2 separate regions of the Homo sapiens genome follow, and region 1 is linked to region 2. Evidence: read pairs that join two places in POLR2A ChIA-PET (ENCODE). Cell type or tissue: MCF 10A. All regions are shown on one strand. Each heading gives the region's core, and the rest is flanking DNA. Links, peaks and the distances in the headings are about the cores only. Region 1 holds the start of YJU2B (YJU2 splicing factor homolog B). Region 2 has its middle 12 kb from the start of MIR181C.

Region 1 (5,373 bases), core at 300-5,299, 110 kb after region 2:
CCAACATGGTGAAACCCCATCTCTACTAAAAATACAAAAATTAGCCGAGTGTGATGGTGCATGCCTGTAATCCCAGCTACTCGGGAAACTGAGGCAGGAGAATGGCTCAAACCGGGAGGCGGAGGTTGCAGTAAGCCAAGATGGCGCCACTGCACCCCAGCCTAGGCTACAAAGTGAGACTCCGTCTCAAACAAACAAACAAAAAAAACCAATGAACTCATCTAACCATCCAATCCATAGTCACTTGTTTCCTGGAATTCTGATCATATCACCCTGTGTCGGTTTATGTCTCCCCCGGCAGGTCACACTGTGCCATATCCCTAACACCTAGGACAGTGCCAGGCCCAGATAAATGTCAACTGGGTAAACAACTGAGATAACTGAATGAGGCTCCATAAGGGTCACAGTCAGTGCAGGTGACACAGGTGGGAAATGCAGGGGCTCCTCAAACTAGGGGTGGTGAGACCCCCTCTCATGTTTGGAAGGGAGGCTTTTAGGTCATATAGAAGGAAGTTCTTCACGCCTGTAATCCCAGCACTTTGGGAGGCCGAGGCGGGTGGATCATGAGGTCAGGAGATCGAGACCATCCTGGCAAACACAGTGAAACCCCGTCTCTACTAAAAAATACAAAAAATTAGCTGGGCGTGGTGGCGGGTGCCTGTAGTCCCAGCTACTCGGGAGGCTGAGGCAGGAGAATGGCGTGAACCCGGGAGGCGGAGCTTGCAGTGAGCAAAGATTGCGCCACCACACTCCAGCCTGGGCGATAGAGCGAGACTCCATCTCAAAAAAAAAAAAAAAAAAGAAAGAAGTTCTAGTTTACACTAAAGAGAGACTCTGTGAAGCAGTGAAGGGTATTCTAGAACAGAGATTGGCAAAGTTTCTCTGTCAAGGGCCAGAAAATAAGTATTTCTAGCTTTTTAGGCCAGATTATCTCTGCCCCAACAACTCAACTCTGCTTTCATAGCTAGAAATCAGTCCCAAACAATATATAAATGAACGGGCGTAGCTGCATGCCAATATAAATTTTATTGATGGACACAGAAATTTGAATTTCACATAATCGTCATGTCACAAAGTATTATTCTTTTGATTTTTCCCCAACTACTAGAAAATTTAAAACCATTCTTGGGGGCCGGACTCGGTGGCTCACGCCTGTAATCCCAGCACTTTGGGAGGCTGAGGCAGGTGGATCACTTGAGGTCAGGAGTTCAAGACCGGCCTGGCCAACATGGTGAAACCCTGTCTCTACTAAAAATACAAAAATTGGCCAGGCCTGGTGGCGTACGCCTGTAATCCCAGCTACTGGAGAGGCTGAGGCAGGAGAATCGCTTGAATCTGGGAGGCGGAGGTTGCAGTGAACCGAGATCACGCCACTGCACTCCATCCAAGGTGACAAGAGTGAGATTCTGTCTCCAACAAAAAGAAAGAAAGAAGCTGATGGAAGAGCTTCTGATGGAGTGGGAGTGGTGTAGTGAGGTGGTGAGGCAGTGGTGCAAAGTCCCGGATATAAACTGTTCTACCCTCACCTTAGTCTTGTATCCTCCAACTATAAAGTGTGTCCTTTAGATTGGATTATTCCAAGGTCCCTTCCAACCTAAAAATACTTTTGCCAACAAAATAGCTAAGTGCCCCTTGAGGCGTTAGGGGACACGGCTCCCTGGGCTTGAATCCCAGCTCCACTCCTCATCAGCTGGGTGACCTTGGTCAGTGACTGCGCTTCCCTGGGCTTGTATTTCGTCACCGGTAAAGGGCGAATGACGACGACAAGACTGACTTTCTGGGGATGCTGTGAATCAACTAACCCACGGGAAGAGCCTGCAAAGAGCAAATACTCCGTTTACAGGAGCTCGAGGGTGTGTGTGTGTCTTAAGATGGTTTTGTTACCCCAGTAAATGGCAGACGGGGCTATCGGGTGGGCGTGTAGATATCTCCGGTCCTTGGTGCAAAAGTAATTACCGACCCTGTTTGTCCTGGGCTTACGGCTTGGGCTCGGAGCTCCACCCTGCTGCTTCCTATCTGCTTGACTTGGGGCAAATTGTTTTCTCTCTCTAAGCCTCATTTTCCTTATGTGTAAAAATGGCTGGTTAAGGCATTCAGGGCAGCGCCTGACGCCGAGTTAAACGTTTGGCAGTTTAGTCATTTCTGCTGCTCACGGTTTTACAAGAATCATTTTTATAAAATCTGGTGAGATAGGGACTTATTGGTCCCATTTTCCCGATGCAAAAACCCAGGACCCTTCAGGCATAATATGGATCCGGGCTAGGATGGGACCGGGTCCCGGGCACTTGGGTCAGAGGTCTCAGCTGGGGCCTCAGGGACTTTGGTCCTGGCTGGGACCTGGGCCGGCTCCGGGCATCTAAATCGGGTCCTCAGCTCCGCGTCCCCCGACGCGGAAGGGCGCGCCGGGCAGCTCCGAGGCCAGGGTGAGGCGGCTGCCGGACCCCCGGCCCTCCCCGCTCCTCCGCCCGCCGGCACTTACCTGCCCTCCTCCCGACGTCACGCCCTGACCGTGCCCGGAAGTGCGCGCTGAGAGCGCGGTGAACCTGGGCGCCCTCTCCGCGCCCCCAGGACGCCGGCGTGAGGCGGGGCGAGGCAGCAGCTCCACGCTGATTGGCTGAAGGACGATACGCCAAGCGTTCTGCGACGCCGGAGTGGGCCAATCCAGGAATGCCCCGCCCAACCGCGCTTACGCCAAGAGGCTCCATCCTCTGTCCAGCCCACTACGTGAGGCCCAATCCGAGGCCCGCCTCCTGGCACCGCCCTCCCAGGCGTGCTGTCCTGCGCGCTGCAGCCGGTCAGCGAGGGTGTGGTGGCGGGCCCCTGTAGTCCCAGCTACTTGGGAGGCTGAGGCAAAAGAATTGCTTGAACCCGGGAGGCAGAGGTTGCAAAGAGCCGAGATCGCGCCACTGCACTCCAGCCTGGGCAACAACAGCAAGACTCCGTCTCAAGAAAAATTATTTGCACAGGCAAGGTCTTACTATGTTGCCCCGGCTAGTCTCGAACTCCAGGGCCCAAGCAATCCTCCTGCCTCCCAAAGTGCTGGGATTACAGGCGTGAACCACTGCTCTGTTTTTGCATTTTTAAATAGTTAGGTGGGGGAAAAACTATTTTACGACTTATGAAAATAAAACATTCAAATTTCAGCGTACGTAAATAAAATTTCATTGGAACACAGGGATATGCGCTTTTGTCTGCTGATTGCTTCAAAATAAGGGCACTTGGGGGAACAGCAAATGCAGGGAAGGAGAGGTTTTCTCTGAATTTCTCTTATCTGCCTAAAGACAGAAAGAGGAATGCTTTCCTACGATCTTATTAACTAGGGAAGAGTGAAACCATTCCCAATCATGTATCCTTCTGAGGGCTGCTCTGAGACAACTTTTATTACCTGCAAGACTTTTTTATTTGCTTAACAAGACAGACTTTCTCCATCATACAATTTCTCCCCTTACCCTCCCATAACTTGTGTTACCACCATCCTCCCAGAAGCCCCAAACCCCTATTCTTTTCTTTGATACTTTTTTTTTTTTGAGAGGGAGTCTTGCTCTGTGGTCCAGGCTGGAGTTCAATGGCGTGATCTCAGCTCACTGCGCTCTCCACCTCCCAGGTTCAAGTGATTCTCTTGCCTCAGCCTCCCGAGTAGCTGGGATTACAGGCACCTTCCACCACGCCCGGCTATTTTTTGTATTTTTAGTAGAGATGGGGTTTCACCATGTTGGCCAGACTGGTCTGGAAGTCCCAACCTCAGGTGATCTGCCTGCCTTGGCCTTCCAAAGTGCCTGGATTACAGGCATGAGCCACTGGGCCCAGCCTCTCTGATCCTTTTTGGAGTCTTGTATTTTGTGGGACTCCCCTGCATAGGTACATAATTAAATATGGCTTTTGCCCTGTCTGTTTACATGTCAATTTAATTCGTAGCCCAGCCAAAGAACCTATAAAGGTGAAGGGAAGCCATTTTTCACCTACCTACAAACAGCCGGGCCCATTCATTTATCTATTGTCTATGTCTGCAACAGGGTTGAATTCAGTGGTTGCCACAGAGGAAGAGAGAGCCCAAAGAATCTAAAATATTTACCATCTGGCCTTTTACAGAAGAAGTGGGTGGATACTTCTCTTAGAGCCTTCAGATTAGCCTGGCCCTGCCTTCTGCACAGGTGAATGGCTTTTGAATTTACTTTTTTTTTTTTGAGTCGGAGTCTCACTGTCACTCAGGCTGGAGTGCAGTGGTGTGGTCTCAGCTCACTACACCCTCTGCCTCCCAGGTTCAAGTGAGTCTCCTGCTTCAGCCTCCCAGGTAGCTGGGACTACAGGTGCCCGCCACCATGCCTGGCTAATATTTGTATTTTTAGTAGAGATGGGGTTTCACCATGTTGGCCAGGCTGGTCTCAAACTCCTGACCTCAGATGATCTGCCCGCCTTGGCCTCCCAAAGTGCTGGGATTACAGGCATGAGCCACTGTGCCCAGACTGAATTTACTTTTATGCCTTGTAGGGCCTAACAGAATCTATTTGTTCATTCAACAGCTGAGCTGTTCATTGGACACCTGCTATATGTCTGGTCCTGGGGATTCAGAGAGGAAAGAACACACTCTTTTCTCAGTGATGAAGCAGACACTTCAACTGGCAATTTATCAAAGACAGGGTGAGAAGTGATGACAATATTACTACTATTCCTCCTGATATATATATATATCTATATATATATATATAGATATCTATAGATCTATAGATATCTATATATCTATATCTATCTATCTATCTATCTATCTATCTATCTATCTATCTATCTATGGAGTTTTGCTCTTGTTGCTCAGGCTGGAGAGCAAAGGCACAATCTTGGCTCACCGCAACCTCCACCTTCCTTCCGGGATCAAGCGATTCTCCTGCCTCAGCCCTGGGATTACAGGCATGCGCCACCACACCCAGCTAGTATTTTTAGTAGAGACGGGGTTTCTCCACGTTGGCCAGGCTGGTGTTGAATTCCTGACCTCAGGTGATCTGCCCACCTCGGCCTCCCAAAGTGCTGGGATTACAGGCATGAGCCACTGCGCCCGGCCTCCCCATGCTTTATTATTCGGTGCCAGGTTCCATCTCTGTTCTAAAGCCGGGCTCTACTAACAAATGAATTCTTACATAGTCATGGTGCTGCATACTGAGTGCTCACTACCCACTAGGCACCACTGAGCAATGCTTGGTGCTCACTCACACATGCATAATCTCATAGAATGCCCCTAGAAGGTAGATACTTTTCATCATTTCTGTTTTACAGATGGTGAGACAGGCCCAGAGAGGTTAAGTCGCACAGTTAGTGAGGGGTGGAGGAGCTGACCTACAACTGCTCATGCTAAACCTTGTTCCCTTGTCCTCTGAGCTATAC
Region 2 (5,373 bases), core at 134-5,133:
GACGCACTCGGGGGATGCCCGTGGGTCTCCAAAACGCAGCTCCCGGGGCCCGCGCGGGGGAATCAGGGACACGGGGGCGCGGGCGGGCACACGCAGGGACCCAGACGCACGCAGACCTCAAAGGCGCCGGGGGGAGCACACGCGCACAAAGGCACGCGGGCCACAGACATAGGGAACGGTGTGCAGGGGGCTGCGAGACACACACCCAAGGGAGGGGGTGGCGGGACGTGCGGGCGTGCCGGGCCGCACGAGGGTGGTCATAAAACCCAGCTACACACAGAGGGACACCCGGGGGCACCAGACACATGCAAGGTACACAGACACACCACATTCAGGACAGGAGGGAAGGTCCTTAGAACCGAAATATGCAGAAACGCGGCTGAACCCCGGGCACGCACAGCTCACACAAGACACACGGACACGCAGGAGATCACAGACGCACTGGGGTATCCACAGACCTGAGATATACCCCCCAACATACACACACAGTACCCCAGGTACACAGCCACAGGAGCACCGTGACACACACAAAATAACCTAATACATGGATATAGACATAGAACCAGAACACACCCATGGAGACACAGATCCACAAAGTTCACAGACACACACATATATGCACAGCCACTCGGGTCAAATGGACCAGTCGCAGAGGCAGAGAAACACAGCCAACAGCCACATGCACAAGACCCCCAGCAGGTCCCAGAGCCACAGGGGTCCACATGGACACACGCAATTCAGGGGCACGTGGGGATGTGTACCTGGGACCATGAGGCACAAGCATATATACAGGCCAGGTGCACAGACCACATGCAAGCTGTACAAAGGATGGGGCTCCCCGGATCTCCCAAAGATCCTTGCACAGACGGTACTCCTCCCCAGACATCCCCCCTCCCCCTGCCCAGGTATAAGAGCATGCACAAGGCTGGAATGATCGTACCCTGGCTGAGGCTCCACACACTGCCCCTGCCCGCAGTGGCCACCGCGGCTGGTAGAGGAAGGTCACATCAGGGCAAACCATGGCGCCAGGCAGCCTCCCATTGGCCCGGGCTGAGCTGACAGATTTCTCATTCTGTTTATTTATCCCCCACCCCAGTCTGAGAGGGGGATGGAGAAACCTTTGACTGGCCCCCTTCCAAGCCCAGACCTTAACCCTTATGGGGCCATGGCCCTTCCCCACCTGATCGCGCACCCCTCACTTCCTTTCAGCCTCCTCCACCACAGTCCTGCCTCAGTTTCTCCTTGACAGGTTCACCCTCCCACATCGTCCAGCTGCCTTCAGGTCTCAGCCCAGAAAGTCTGGTTCCAGGTCCAGGAGAGTGGATGTCTCCAGGACCACTCCCCCGACCCCCAACCCCACCAAAGGTTAGAGGGGCCAGCTGTAGTCTACACCTAACCTCTCCCAAAGGAAGTCTTCTCCCAGAGTGGGGATGGAGAGACACGTGCAGGGGAGAGAATGGGAGTTCATTGCAATCTAGTAATCATACCTCCATGGGGTTGGGGGGGGCCAGTCAGCTCTGTTGATGGCCCTCCTGTGCCGCCCGCCCCCCTGCCGGCCAGCCCTTCTTACAGAAAAGAGGCAAGGGGGGCCGGGCACAGTGGCTCAAGCCTGTAATCCCAGCACTTTGGGAGGCCGAGGCAGGAGAATCGCTTGAGGCCAGGAGTTCAAGACCAGTCTGGGCAACACAGCGAGACACTGTCTCTACAAAAATAAAATTAAAAAAAAAATTAGCTGGGTGTGGTGGTGAGCGCCTATAGTCCCAGCTACTTGGGAGGCTGAAGCAAAAGGATCCGTTGAGCCCAGGAGTTCAAGGCTACAATGAGCTATGATGGTGCCACTGTACTCCAGCCTGTGCAACAGACAGAGACTTCATCTCTAAAAAAAAGAGCGTATTGGGGAAAGAGTTCCTCTCTTAGAAAAAGAGGCGGAAGGGGTTGGGGAGGGACTTGCTTTGGAATATGCAACATTCACATTTATTCATTCACTCATTCATCCACTCATAGACGTGTATGAGCCTCGTCTCCCATCCAGACCAGAGCAACCCTTGAGGCAGGGACTATTCTCTTTAGAAGGGTGGGCCCAGGGTAGAGTTCTCCCCAGCTGTATCTTCGAACCTTCTTCCTGGTCCCAGGAATGCCTATCATCATCTCAGATTCTTCCCAGCAGGCCAATGAAGTGAATACTGCCCTTTCCACAGATGGGCAACCGAGGCCCAGATGGGGCCTGCCCTTGCCCAAGGTGGTACCGCCTGTAAGAGGCAGGGCTGGGGCCAGGCGTGGTGGCTCACACCTGTAATCACAGCATTTTGGGAGGCCGAGGCGGGCGGATCACGAGGTCAGGAGTTCGAGACCAGCCTGACCAACATGGTGAAATCTCTTCTCTACTAAAAACACAAAAATTAGCCGGGCGTGGTGGCACGCGCCTATAATCCCAGCTACTCAGGAAGCTAAAGCATGAGAATCACTTGAACCCGGGAGGCGGAGGTTGCAGTGAGCCGAGATTGTGCCACTGCACTCCAGCCTGGGCCACAGAGCGAGACTCCGTCTCAAAAAAAAAGAAAAAAGAAAAAAAAAAGGCAGAGCTGGAATTCTTTCTGTGCGAGGCCTTTCCCCCCGTCTCTTCTCCAGGACCGGCCAGCTGTCCTGCTCGCTGAATTTCCTGCAGCCACCAGCAGGGGGCAGCAGAGTCCAGCGCCCTCCCAGCTGTGGAGGCCGGCGGGACTGATCTCAGCTCTCAGCGCAGTCTCCTCCCCCTCCTCCCCGCCACCTCCCACTCCACGGTAGCTGAGGACTCTGCCTGGACACCCCAGGCTGGAGCCTCCACTGCTCAAATGCAGAGTCCCCAGAAGGAAGGGCCCCTTCTTAAATAAAGCCCCCTAGAAGTGCCGTCCACACAAATGTCCAACTCACTCGGTGTTTCTCTACGTCTAACTCTCCTTCTTGCTGCAACGCATTTGCCGGGGCGGGCGGCCTCTGCATTCCTGAACTGGGTCAGACCAGGAGAGAGGATTCCTGGATCCTGGCCCAGTGGCCAATCCGCCCTGGGCTTCTCACCCCCCAGACTCCTCTGAAGATCCCCAGAGCCCAGCACAGGATGGGAGGAGCGGTGGGGGAAGCCCCAGCGCCCCAGACGCCTTAGGGCGTGGGAACTGCCCTCCCCCCTACACACCCCCGGTCCCCAGTTCCTGGGGCCCCTGCCAGTGCTGACTCATAGGGGGAGCCCAGGGCTGCGACACAGCAGCAGCTCTTCCTGAACCTCTCCCTGGGAGATTTCACCTCCTGTCCCCTTGGGGGTCTCCGTGGGGACCCAAGGTGGGTGTAAGAGCCAGGCAGCCCTTCTCAACTCCATCAGCCCGGAACTCCAGCCCCCGAAGTCCCCCAAGGCTGTGGCCATTGGACACTGGGTGGATGTGTCAGGCCGTGGGGGTCTTCGGAGGTGCCCCTGTATACTCAGATGTGGGTGTAGTTTGCACACTCAGGCATCGACCGAGAGAAAGCCCCGAGGAGGCAAAGCCTAGGCCATGTGGGTGCTTTCCTCCGCACCCCACCAGAGTCTGGGCAGGGACACTTCAGGGCCAGAACGAAGCCCTGGGCTCAGAGCTCATTTCCTCAACTGCAAACGGTCTCCCGCCATCTTCCCGGTCTCCGGAAATGGCAGCTCCATCCTCCCAGCTGCTCAGACAAAAACTTTTATTAACAGATGCAACCCATTAACAATTTTGCTTACTGTCCTTTTTTTTTTTTTCTTCTGAAACAGGGTCTGGCTCTATCGCCCAGGCTGGAGTACAGTGGCACGATCTCTGCTCACTGTATCCTCCGCCTCCCGGATTCAAGCCATCCTCCCATTTCTTTCAGCCTCCCAAATAGTTGGGGCAACAGGCACCTGCCACCACGCCTGGCTGATTTTTTTGTATTTTTAGTAGAGATAGGTCTTGCTATGTTGCCCAGGCTGGTCTCGAACTCCTAGACTCAAGCAATCCACCCGTCTTGGCCTCTTAAAGTGCTGGGATTACAGGCATGAGCCACTGCTCCCAGGCTAGTTACTGTCCCTTCTAATGCATCCAGAATCCTGACTTCTCCAAGGCCCACCCTGGTCCGGCTTCCATCATCTCTCCCCAGAATTGCTCCAGTTGCCACCTCTCTGCACACCTTGCAGCCCCCGACAGTCTGTCCCCATCCCCCTAATCCCCTCCCCACCACAGCAGCCGGGGCGGGGCGCCTGTGAGCACCCAAGTCAGGTCCAGTCCCTCCTCTGCTCAGAACCCTCAATGGCTCCCACCTTATTCAGAGCAAAAGCCAAAGTCCTCCCCAGGACCCAGAAGGCTTTGCACAGTCTCCTGTCTCCTCTCTGCCTCACCCTCTCCACTCCCTCCCTCATTCACCCCATTCCAGACCTCCTCAGCTGGGATTACAGGCAACCACCACGACACCCAGCTAATTTTTTTTGTATTTTTAGTAGAGACAGGGTTTCACCATGTTACCCAGGCTGGTCTCAAACTCCTGAGCTCAGGCAATCCGCCCACCTCAGCCTCCCAAAGTGCTGGAATTACAGATGGAGCCCGGCCGACTCCCCTATTTCAAAATTGCACCCACCTTGCTTTCTCCTCTATTTATTTCTCACAACCCTGTCACCTTTTTTTTTTTTTTTTTTTTTTTTTGAGATGGAGTCTCGCTGTCGCCCAGGCTGAAGTGCAATGGCGCGATCTCGGCTCACTGCAACCTCCGCTCCCGGGTTCAAGCCATTCTCCTGCCTCAGCCTCCCAAGTCGCTGGGATTACAGGTGCCACCACCATGCCCGGCTAATTTTTTGTATTTTTAGTAGAGACGGGGTTTCACTATGTTGGCCAGGCTGGTCTCAAACTCTTGACCTCGTGATCCGCCTGCCTCGGCCTCCCAAAGTGCTGGGATTACAGGCGTGAGCCACCGCGCCTGGCCCTGTCACCTTTCAACACACTACATGTTTTACTACACATCTTGTTTCTTGTCTGTCTCCTGTACTTGATTGTCAGCTCTGCCAGCACAATAGCTGTTGTCTTTTTTTTTTTTTTTTTTTTTTTTGGAGAGATGGGGGTGGGTCTCACTTTGTTGCCCAGGGCAGTCTCGAACTCCTGGGCTCAAGCGATCCTCCTGCCTCAGTCTCCCAAAGTGCTGGGATGACAGGTATGAGCCACCGTGCCCAGCCTACAACGTTTGTCTTCATCACTGCTGGAGAACTTAAAAAAGGCCCTTAGTCAATATCTAGTGAATTAATGCATTAATAATCACTATGTTCCTGGCATGCATGTGGGGTGAGATGATGGGAAGTGGGGGAGGGACAAAACAGACTAGGAGCTTGCCTGCCACCATCTGGCAGGGGGCTAGTCATGTAGCTAG

The links. ChIA-PET counts read pairs that join two places held together with the same protein. Peaks named below come from ENCODE experiments on the same cell type or tissue, not always from the same donor. Only the 100,000 strongest peaks of a DNase experiment are listed, where the experiment ranks them.
Region 1: POLR2A ChIA-PET joins it to region 2 with 11 read pairs; 16 of 35 experiments call an interaction of 5 or more read pairs at or near these places.

What each region holds. Positions count from the first base shown.
Region 1 is chr19:13,745,061-13,750,433 of GRCh38, reverse strand. YJU2B (YJU2 splicing factor homolog B) reads right to left here and starts at 2,539. Exons shown (of 10, transcript NM_030818.4): 1 at 2,480-2,539. RefSeq lists a silencer at 2,249-2,558. In MCF 10A, for the core only: no CTCF peak of the experiment used is centred there; a DNase peak (open chromatin) is centred at 2,643.
Region 2 is chr19:13,859,732-13,865,104 of GRCh38, reverse strand. It overlaps a transcript of NANOS3 not described here. Among named protein-coding and RNA genes, the nearest start is that of MIR181C, 12 kb to the left of the region's middle. RefSeq lists enhancers at 1-533, 2,733-2,982, 3,043-3,472. In MCF 10A, for the core only: a CTCF peak has its summit at 2,676 (motif pointing right); DNase peaks (open chromatin) are centred at 2,724 and 3,084.